Linked DNA regions of Homo sapiens: regions 1 and 2 are each linked to region 3. The links are chromatin contacts, found by Hi-C or POLR2A ChIA-PET in ENCODE. All regions are on one chromosome and are shown on one strand. Each heading gives the region's core, a stretch centred on a gene start or an enhancer-like site at or near the end of the contact. The rest is flanking DNA. Distances are from core to core; before and after follow the strand shown. Region 1 holds the start of FLCN (folliculin). Region 2 holds the start of SMCR5 (Smith-Magenis syndrome chromosome region, candidate 5). Region 3 holds the start of RASD1 (ras related dexamethasone induced 1).

Region 1 (3,380 bases), core at 705-3,204, 260 kb before region 3:
AGGTTGCAGTGAGCTGAGATCGCACCATTGCACTCCAGCCTGGGCAATAAGAGTAAAACTCCATTTCAAAAAATACAAAATACGAAAATTAGCCAGGCCTGGTGGCACGTGCCTGTAGTGCCAGCTACTCAGGAGGCTGAGGCAGGAGAATCGTTTGAGCCTGGAAGCGGAGGTGGCAGTGAGCCGAGATCGCATCACTGCACTCCAGCCTGGGCGACAGAATGAGATTCTGTCTCCAAAAAAGAAAGAAAGAAAGAAAGAAAGCAAAAGCACTTGTCAGACGAGAGCTCTGACTCTGACTCCATGGATCATGTGCACCAGAGGCCCAGGCAGCCCCTGAAAGAGAGGGAGGTGCCCTACAGAGCACTTAGCTTTGCGGTCACCGGAGCCTGCCCTCACCAGCCAGGTGACACCAAGTGTTACTAGACCTCTCTGAATACCACCCAAAAGCTGAGAAACAGAGGCCTCTCAGAATTCGCATTACACATGGAATCAGAATTCTGGGCAGCGTGAGGTCATTCTTCACTCACTGTTCAATTCCAATCTCTACCAGGTGTTTGCTGAAGAAAACAAACTGGTTTGAGTGTGTCTCACGAGTCTGTTTCCAACAAGCTTTCCAGAACCCACATAGGAAGCCGAAATGCCCTGGCTGACAGTCTCTTCATCAACATATCCAAAGACAGTATTCAAATTCCCTGATGTGGTAGAGTGTCTGTTCATGTCCCCCTCCCACAATGGCTGAGTCCCAGACCTGGACAGTGACCTCACCACCACCCGTGGTGCGCCCTGGCCCTATTTCAACCCTACTTCCTATGGTGTTCTCATAGCACCGTGGAGAATTAAAGAGGCCACTAAGTAAGGGCACTCTAAATAAACAAAGCACTATAACGGATCTTAACCAGCAGTGGACACACAGCTTCTATAACTAGTCTCCCACTGGGGAGCCTCATTAAGTTAGCAGCTGGGATCCCAACAAGCCCAGGGTGAAAAGTTCTGCAGGGGATGACTGCCAGTTCAGATCCACTCTCACTGTGGCTCTATTTCCACCGTTTCCCTGGATTTCCATTCACAGAGCTCCCTGACATAGGACACTAGAAGGGCAAACGCAGTGTCACCTGCCACTATTACTCAATTACTTGATGACCACGGTGATAATCTGGCACTAAACTGGCTGTGGCCAAAGGCTAGAGAGCCAGAACCTACTTCCAGCAAGCTCCTCCTTGCCCTGTGTCCCCACTTGAAGAGACTGCTAGTGACCACACCTTGGACTTCAATCCACAAGCCAATCCATTCTTTCCAGGAGACAAGGACGCGACTGACAGTACTCTCAACTGGAGAGAAGCGCGGTCTTCCACCCTCCCTGGAGGACACGGTGCTACCCTATTAGCGCATCAGAGGACCCTCCTGAACGCCAAACTGGGAGAAGAGGATGACACACACCCTCTCCTCCAAACAGAGCGAAGACAAAACCTGGGAGAAGGGAAGGCAAACAGTCCCGTTTCATGGCAACATCAAATGAGATCACAGTCCTCATCCCCATAGACTTGGTTAATGGGCGTGCCCCCAACCTATCTTCAAATCTCAGGGTCTCGGCGACGCCCTGGACTCTGGCCCTAAACCCTCCCCCATTACTCGTCCACCTGGGACCAACGAAAACTCGGACATGCCCCTCCGCCAACCCCTCAGACCCCCGCCTACCTGCTCCCCAAATCGAGGCCCGCGGGACACCTGGACTCGGCAGCCGGGGTCCCGCTCTGGGTCCCAGCCCCGCCCCTGACTGCGCTGGGTAGGTGGTCGCTGCGGGACCCGGACCGGCGGAATCACACCCAGAGCCCCCAAGCCCACGGCAGGGATGTCACCCGGGGTGGCGAGGCTCTCAAGCCCGGGTTCAGGCTCTCAGGGGAGCTGGCAGAACCAGGAGCGACCACACTCACTCGCGGTCCCGCAGCCCCGCCGACACCCAGGCGCGTGACTCCCTGAGCCGTACCACCACCCAACACTGCGGTGGGGGTGCGGGAGCCGTCCGAGCGCGTCCTGCACCGCGAGGAGAGCCGGGCCTCCCTAGCTCTCGCAAGCCCAGGAACACAGTCCGAGTCCTACAACTCCGAGGTCTGACTGGGAAGCAGGGGCCGCTGCCCGACAATTACCCTTTTCCACCGCCCCTATTCCGGTGCCCCCCTCTGGGAAGTTCCGAATGGTTCAGACCGCACCAGCTGGGGATGCTGGGGGAAACCATTTCATTAAGCGCGGGAGTATGCTGAAACTTAAAAATCATTTTAAAAAGAGATTTGAGGGTAAATATAGCCAACCTAAGGCTTCCTGTCCACATAAAAGAGAAAAATAAAGAAAAAACGTTATAAGAGGTTGGCAGGCTTTTTTTTTTTGCTTCACCAATGGTTTTTATTAAATTGCTGATGGAACCCGTCCTCTCCCTACATTGAGAGTATGGAAGGTGCGGGAGACGGCCGTCACGTGACGCGGAGAAGGCGCGGCGCCCGTGGGAGGTTGGTTGCAGAACTCGGAACCGCTGTGCGCGCGCATGTGTGGGATTCGGTCTTCCTCCCTCAGTGGGTCTTTTTTAAAAATGTGAAAATCAGTTTTTGAATAATATTCTTTTTTTGAGACAGAGTTTCGCTTTCGCTCTTGTTGCCCAGGCTGGAGTCCAGTGGCGCGACCTCGCCTTACTGCAACCTCCGCTTCCCGGGTTCAAGCGATTCTCCTGCCTCAGCCTCCCGAGTAGCTGGGGACTACAGGCGTCCGCCACCACGCCTGGCTAATTTTTTGTATTTTTGCAGAGACGGGTTTTCACCCTTTTGGCCAGGCTGGTCTTGAACTCCTAACCTCAGGTGATCCACCAGCCTCGGCCTCCCAAAGTGCTGGGATTACAGGCGTGAGCCACCGCGCCCGGCCTGAATAATATTTTTTAAAACTAGAGCGCCCATTACTAAATTTAGCTACTTAGAAGTTAATTGTAAAGCCATTAGTTTGTGATGTAGTGTGGGTCCTTCCAGTGAAGACCGGAGAGAGATGGGAATCAGAGCCTGACCCGCCTGTGCGCGCTGCCCCCTGAGGTGTGGCTGCCCCCTGAGGTGTGGCCGCCCCGGAGCCTTCCGCCGCGGCCGAGGCTATGGTTGCCGCAGAGTCTCCAGAATGTGCTCACCAGGAATAGAATAGAAAAGTGGGTGGTTGTGTTTTTGAAATCAGAAGTCACTTATTTTTTTCTCTTTAAATTTCCATGTTCTGGTCGGGCGCGGTGGCTCACGCCTATAATATCCCAACACTTTGGGAGGCCGAGGTGGGCGGATTACGAGGTAAAGAGATGGAGACCATCCTGGCCAACAGGTGAAACCCCCTCTCTACTAAGAATACAAAAAAAATTA
Region 2 (3,653 bases), core at 938-3,437, 280 kb after region 3:
TCCCTTACAAATACTCAAGGGCCTGGGCATGTGTGGGGGCCTGAGTCCAGCCTGCACCCGTTACCAACTGCAAGATCTCAGGCAATAGGCTTCACCCCGTGGGGCTCAGTTTCCTCATCTGTAAAACAGTGGTGATTGGATTATGGTGAGAAGTTTGTAGATGCAAATGCCTAGGACAGTGCCTGGAACATCGAGGCCCCAGGTCAGAAGTGGCTGTTCTTACGAGTCTGCATGAGTCTTGTACCCCATGACTGCAGTCATGGGGATGGGGGCCCAGCCCCTAGGATGGATGCTCAGGCCTCAGACCTGTGTTTTGGGAAGGGATGAAGGGAAGGGAAGAGCAATGTGGGGAATTACCAAGGGGAAAGGGTGGGATTAGCTTATCCCAGCTTCCCACTGTGCCAGTGGGGAAACTGAGGCCCAGAGGGGCCCAGGCCTTGAAGTGATTGCAAGTTCAGCAGCATGAAACTGCTCTTTATCCGTGCACTGCTGTCAGGAACAAATGCTGAATGGAGAGTCCGGAGGGTTGCCCAGGCCACTGCAGGACCCAAGCTCTGAGACTGAGGGCTTGGGGACACAGAGCCAGAGCCTTGTCCTGAAATCCTGGAGGGTGCTCCTTGGACAGGACAAAACTTGTATTCTCTCTCTGAGCCCAGCCTCAGCAGAACCCAGAGTCTTCCAGGGCTGAGATCTTGCCGTACCAGCTGCGGTCACAGACCTGCCACACTGGCTTGACCTGGGAGTTCCTTACAGCTGCAGAACCCCTGTCCCACCTGACCCGCTGCATCAAAATCTGCGTCTCACCAGGATGTACACTTTAATGTTTGAGGAGCACTGAGACTCAGCCAGGATGATACTCTACCTGCCTGCAGGTACAGGCCGCTGCTCTATGGGCAGACCTCAACCCTCAGCCCCAGAATGTCCTCCCCAGCTCTGTCGCAGACATACGTGGCTCCCTGGGAGGCATAGAAAGTACAAGACTTGGACCTGGCTCCCCATGAACTGGTGGCCCTGGAAGTTGCTACCTTTTATTGAGCCCCTGCCAGCTACCAAGCACATTATCCCATTTCGTCCCACAACAGCACTGAAAGTTTGCTGTTTAATTTAGAGTATCTTGCAGCTTAGGCACACAAAGCACAGAGAGGTTAAGTAAACTGCCCAAGGTCACCCAGCATATACATATGCAGGAGCTGGGATATGAATCCAGAGCTGACCCCGGCACCAGAGTCTAGCCATTTACAATCAGAGTGGGCATGGGGGCAGATGGTGGCTCCTCTCACCCCTGAAACCGGAGCCCCAGCCCCTATGAGCCCTCACAGTTCATTGGTCTGGCTGTGGTGAATCTGACCTCTCAAAAGCCTCCCTTTCCGGAGCAGAGGCCTGCGATTCTCCATGCTGGAGAGCCCGCCAAGAGGGATTCTCCTACAACTTTCCAGAACACAGCAGTTCTGGGGCCAGGCCAAGCTAGCTATGTACAGCTGGAAGAGGCTCTCTCCCCCAGATGCTGAGTGACTAGAAGCCAAGAGGGAGGGAGTTCTGGAATGGTCTGCAGCAGCTGGAGGTGAGGCCTGAGGGGGCTGGGGCGGGGCCTGGGAAGAGGGGCCAGTGCACAGAGTATTCTGAACCGCAGAAAGTATTCTGTTCACTCTGGGAGAAAAACAAGAGTGTTGTTCAAAACAGCTGGACGCCAGGCCCAGTTGCCCTCGCCTGGTTTTTACTCTTAAACACCTTCGCATTTCATGGCTGTTCCAAAGAGAGAGAAATCAGCCAGTTGTCCATTCAGACACAAGACAAGGCATCAGCCGACAACCAAAGGCAAATATTTTCCGTGGTGAGGAAAGCCTCCCGGGTGGCCCCAGGCCTGCCTCTGGAGCAGTGGCTGGCTGGTGGCTGGCTCTCCCCGAAGGTCGCTGCTTCTGGTCAGCAGACTGCGTGTCTGGGGGACTGGCCAGGATCCGCACCCACCCAGGGAGCGCTGGGGGCAGCGGGGCGGCCATCCTAGGCCCGTAGTAAATGGAAGCTCCCTTCCTGGCATGAGAGCAGCCAGGCCTCCAGGGAGGCCAGGACAGCGTGGGCCCCACAGTTCCCTGTCTTGAAACCCCAGCCCTTGATATCAAAATGGGACCTGTTAGTCTGTTGTCGGGGAGGGGGATTTAACTGCCCAAAGCTCTTAGGCCCTGAGTGAATTTTTTTCAGCACAACAGTAGCTACACACAGTTGAAGAGTGTGGCACATGGCTACATAGGGTTTGTATTTGGTCTACAGATGAAGGAACAAGACCCATGTGGACTTAGGCCTCATTATCATAATTCTGCAGCCCCAGGAGCCAAATCCCCACATGGAAACCCTTAGTAGGTAGCCTGGCCAAGTGGGTAGCGGGAAATCAGTGATGGTAGGCCCTGGGACTTCTCTCTAGTCCCCTCCCCACCCTTTTTTTTTTTTTTTTTTTTTAATAGACGGAGTCTCGCCCTTGCCCAGGCTGGAGTGCAGTGGCGCGATCTTGGCTCACTGCAGGCTCCGCCCCCCGGGGTTCACGCCATTCTCCTGCCTCAGCCTCCTGCATAGCTGGGACTGCAGGCACCCGCCACCTCGCCCGGCTAATTTTTTGTATTTTTAGTAGAGACGGGGTTTCACCGTGTTAGCCAGGATGGTCTCGATCTCCTGACCTCATGATCCGCCTGCCTCGGCCTCCCAAAGTGCTCGGATTACAGGAGTGAGCCACTCCACCCAGGCTTTTTTTTAAGACAAGAGTTTTACTCTTGTCCCCAGGCTGGAGTGCAATGGCGCAATCTTGGCTCACTGCAACCTCCGCCTCCCAGGTTCAAGCAATTCTCATGCCTCAGCCTCCCGAGTAGCTGGAATTACAGGCGCATGCTACCATGTCAAGTTAATTTTTATATTTTTAGTAGAGACGGGGTTTCAACATGTTTGCCAGGCTGGTCTCAAACTCCTGACTTCAAGTGATCCACCCACCTTGGCCTCCCAAAGTGCTAGGATTACAGGCGTGAGGCATCGCACCCGGCCACCCACCCTTTTTTTCTCCCAAGAAAACCAGTTTTCTGAAATTTTCAGGGGGAACCAGGACCTCCTCGCCCATGTCTTTCACCCCTGGGTGCCTGTATCCTGTATTCACCAAAGCCCCACGGGCATCTCCCCGATTGAGGTCCCACCCCTCAGGGCCTAGGACAGGGGGACCAGGGAGGGCCCCCAGAGGCTGGAGTTTGGAATACCCCCTTCTCTTCTCTGGAGCTCAGTTTGCATGTCTGTGAAATGACAGGTGATGTCACCTCCCAGAAGGGCAGTTTGAGAGAAGTAAAATCTATTGAGGCACCTTGGACACAGGAGGGGGTCAGACGGCATCAGCCTTTGAGGGTGCTGCAGTTACACGGCTCCAGCAGTCTGAGCCTTATCAAGACCTTTCCAGATATGAGGGAAGTCCATGCCCAGTGTCTAGCTGGCTGGGGGAGAAGCCCCTTGAGAACCCCCACTCTGTAATGCTAGGCTCTGCATTTGCTTAGGAGGCTGTGTCCCTGTCTCTCCCCTTCTGGGCCAGCCTTGCTTTCTGGGCAGGCCCAGGAGTGTCCCGGGCCCAGCACTCAGAGTCAGCGCTGTCTTTAATCTGTATTCCACAGGCATCCTCACCCCCTCCCCTC
Region 3 (3,302 bases), core at 378-2,877:
GAAGCCTAGCAGAGGCTGGATAACTTCACATCCCTCCCCCACCCCGCGCTCACTCTTAGGTCTTTGAGAAGATAAATCCACCCTCGGCTGGGCCCTCGCTCCCAAAGTTATGGGGGTGGCGGGCCTCAATGGGGGACCGGGGGTGGGGAATAGTCCCAGTCTTGGCCCGTTCTCTTTCCTTCCGGAGCAGATGACCGTCCCTTCTCGGTTCAGTGGCGCCTCCCCAGTGCTGGGGGCGGATCGCCGGGAGGGGAGACGCCAGTCCGCGCGCGCTCCCGGCCTGGGGCGCACCGGGCCGTTGGATTTGACTTAACAAAAAGGTCCTCCTTAGGTTGTGTCGCCAGCGCGGCGGGGCTCCTAGCTGATGACGCAGCGCTCCTTGTCCTTGGCCTGGCTGCCGGCGCTGGCCTTCTCGCGGATGTACATGAGGTCGCTGTGTACGCTGGGCCGGCGCGCGAAGGGTGCCACGATGCCAAAGGCGTCGCCCGGGTCGCCGCCGCCGCCGCCGCTGCCGGCCCGCAGCAGCTTCTTGTTCCGCAGCGCCTTCTTGTGCAGCACGTCGCAGTACTGCACCGAGACCTTGCGGTGCAGGTCTGGGCTCATCTCGCTGGGCAGCTTGGCCATGGCGAAGAGCGCGCGGAACATCTGGTCCAGGCTGCTGTTCTTCTTGGCCGAGATCTCGAAGTAGGCGCAGCGCTGGGGGTCGTCGCCCACCAGCTGCTCGATCTCGCGCTGGTCCACCTCGCGGTAGAAGTCGCGGTCACCCTTGTTGCCGCAGATGACCAGGGGCACGTCCACGTTCTCCTTGGTTTTGTTCTTGAGGCAAGACTTGGTGTCGAGGATCTGCTGCCTGAGCCGCTGCACCTCCTCGAAGGAGTCGCGGTTGTCCAGACTGAACACCAGGATGAAAACGTCTCCTAGAGGGGGCACAGAGAGCAGAAAAGGAGAAGGTGAGGGTGGCCGCCCAGGGGACAAGTCGGGCTGACTTTGAGGCCGCGCGGGGCGCGCTAGCCTCTCTAAGCGCGAAGCGCACTACTCGGCGCGCGGCAGCCGGACCGGCGCTCGCGGGGCGCCCTGGCCGAGGGTTCCCCGCCCTTCCCTCCCGCACCTGCCCGGCCCCCGGCTCACCTGTGAGGATGGAGAGGCGCCGCATGGCGGGGAACGGGTGGTTGCCGGACGTGTCGAGGATGTCGAGCTGGTAGACCTCGCCGCGGATGGAGTAGAACTTGCGGTGGAAGTCCTCGATGGTAGGCGTGTAGGCGTCCTCGAAGCGGCCGGTGAGGAAGCGCGACACGATGGCCGTCTTGCCCACCTTGGACGAGCCGAGGATGACCATGCGATAGCAGTTCTTGGCCGGGATACTCAGCTCCGAGTCGCTCGGGCACATCTTCTTGATCATCGCGGCCAGTTTCATTGGGCAGAGGGGCCGCGAGGGCGGGCGCGGGGCCGAGAGAAGGGCAGAGAGCGGCTGAGGGTCGCTGGGGTGGCACGCGGGGTGAGCGGCTGGAGGGCTCTGCTCGGGCTGGGCGCGGCTCGGGCTTGGGGCTCCGGCTCCGCTCGGGCTGGGCTCGGGCTAGGCTGGGCTCGGCTGGGGTTCTCCCAGGATCTGGGCACAGGCCGCTTGCTCTGGCTTTGGCGCCCGGCCGCCGCCCTTATATGCAGCCTGCTCGGCTGCCCCGCCCCGGCCCTCCCAGCTCGGTGCGTCACGCCCCGCGGGGCCCGCCTCCCCCGCACCGGCTCCCAGTCCCGGCGACCTCGTCACCCGCTGCCGGGCTCCTGCTCTCTGGGCGCGGGGGCTGGGGGGAGCAGTCCAGGGTCGGGCTGAGGCTGGAGGCGCTCGGACTCCGCTTTTCCACTGCCGCGGGCTCGGCGGCCGCAGGGGCGTCGGGGTTCTGGTCCCGGCGGTGCCCCTGTCCCTCTGCGACTTCGGGCAAGGACCCCCATTCCTGCACCTCCCGCGCGCGTACACTTATTTTCTTTGGTTCTCAGTTTCCCCAGAGAATAGGAATCTAGTAAGTAACCCAGTAAGCGCAGCAGCGTTTGCTGAGTGCTTGCGCGGACCGTATATTGCAGTCCTCAGAGCACAGCCCCAGCCCCAGCCCCCTTCCGCTCCGGTCCCCAGCCGGGCTCTTGTTCCCGGGAGGCGACCGCCGGGCGGACGCGGGGTTTCAGGGCCTCAGGCGCGGAGCTCGGCACCGCGCGCTCGGGCCGCCAGAGGGCAGCAGAGGGCCCGGCCGGCGGCTCGGGGAGGCTGTGGCCGCCGCGGGCAGAGCTAGAACAGAGGCTAGGAGCAGGCGGGTGGGGAGCGGCAGGGATGGAGCAGGGGTCTCAGGGCGCCTTGCTGGGGCCCAACAGGAGCGGTCCCCAACCCCGCGCTCTGCTGCAGGCCTCAGCCTGCTCCTTTCTCCCAGCCAGAGATGCTCTGTGGTATGGAGGGCTCTGCAGCCAGCGGCCCACCCCGTCCATCATAGCATTTTGGGCTTTTACTGTGCCGCGCGTGGGCCGACGTTCTCATTGTCTAGCTGAGAGACCTGGAGCTCAAAGCCACAGCGAGCCAGGAAGGCCCTGGGAGCACAGCACAGCCTCTTGCTTTCTCCTGGGCCTCAGTTTTCTCTTCTGGAAGATACTGATTCTGGTTCTGTGATTAAGGATGAAAATATGCAAATGCTTTAGGAGGGCGGGGCCTGGTAATAACAATAGCAACAATAACAGTAGTATTGACCCATGAGGCCTGGTGGGGGTACTCTCAAGAGCACACCAGGTCGATCAGTAACCAGGAGTGGGGTGATGTTGCTGAACATTGGCAACAGGCTGTCTGGAGCCAGCTCCTCAGCCCTGAGCTCTTGAGGCAGTCACTGCTCCTCAAGGCAACCTGTGTGCTCAGTGTTTTGCTTTGGCCACGTCTGACTTACGAGAAAACTAGGGAGCCATTAGCTGGCACCACCGGCCCAGCTGTCAGGTGGTGGTCTGCAGGCAGTGCTGTGAGTGCCATACCACCCACCCCATGCCTACCCACCTCCCTCCCACGCTGGCACTTGCTGTAGGGGCTGCTGCAGGACACCACTAACTTGTTTCTCAGCCCAGCTTGGCCCCCATCCTCAGAGTCCCTGCATCTCTCCCAGGCCTCACTCTTACTGTCAGATATTTCAAATGCACGCATCACACAGTGAGCATCCAAGGGCTCATCAGTGGCCCTGGCCTGGCTCTGATTCCTGGTGTCACTTATGCAGCAGTTATCCGACAGGCTAGCTGGGGCTGGAGCCCCGCCATTCTTGGTTCCTGCCCCCATCTGAGGTATGTCT

Evidence for each region. Hi-C counts contacts between places; a loop is a spot of excess contacts on that map. ChIA-PET counts read pairs that join two places held with the same protein, here RNA polymerase II (POLR2A). Pooled maps may share reads with other maps.
Region 1: a pooled map shows a loop between it and region 3 (4-fold over the local background). The contact joins the promoter of FLCN here to the promoter of RASD1 in region 3. A Hi-C loop is called at or near these places in 2 of 50 pooled maps. POLR2A ChIA-PET finds 5 or more read pairs at or near these places in 3 of 52 experiments (activated B cell, activated T-cell and endothelial cell of umbilical vein).
Region 2: a loop to region 3 is called in a pooled map, with 3 times the contacts of the local background. The contact joins the promoter of SMCR5 here to the promoter of RASD1 in region 3. A Hi-C loop is called at or near these places in 8 of 50 pooled maps. POLR2A ChIA-PET finds 5 or more read pairs at or near these places in 2 of 52 experiments (HEK293 and PC-9).

The regions. Positions count from the first base shown.
Region 1 is chr17:17,235,214-17,238,593 of GRCh38, forward strand. FLCN (folliculin) reads right to left here and starts at 1,955. Exons shown (of 14, transcript NM_144997.7): 1 at 1,699-1,955. RefSeq lists an enhancer at 2,172-2,281 and a silencer at 2,716-2,901.
Region 2 is chr17:17,777,342-17,780,994 of GRCh38, forward strand. It overlaps SMCR5 (Smith-Magenis syndrome chromosome region, candidate 5), which reads right to left and starts at 2,188. Exons shown (of 1, transcript NR_024007.1): 1 at 1-2,188. The region is part of intron 2 of RAI1 (retinoic acid induced 1); the gene reads left to right. All of the region lies in intron 1 of LOC124903942 (a long non-coding RNA gene), which reads right to left. RefSeq lists enhancers at 1,415-2,304, 3,194-3,653.
Region 3 is chr17:17,494,768-17,498,069 of GRCh38, forward strand. RASD1 (ras related dexamethasone induced 1) reads right to left here and starts at 1,628. Exons shown (of 2, transcript NM_016084.5): 1 at 1,129-1,628; 2 at 1-917. The coding sequence starts at 1,414. The coding sequence ends at 358. RefSeq lists silencers at 1,559-1,778, 1,939-2,068, 2,119-2,348.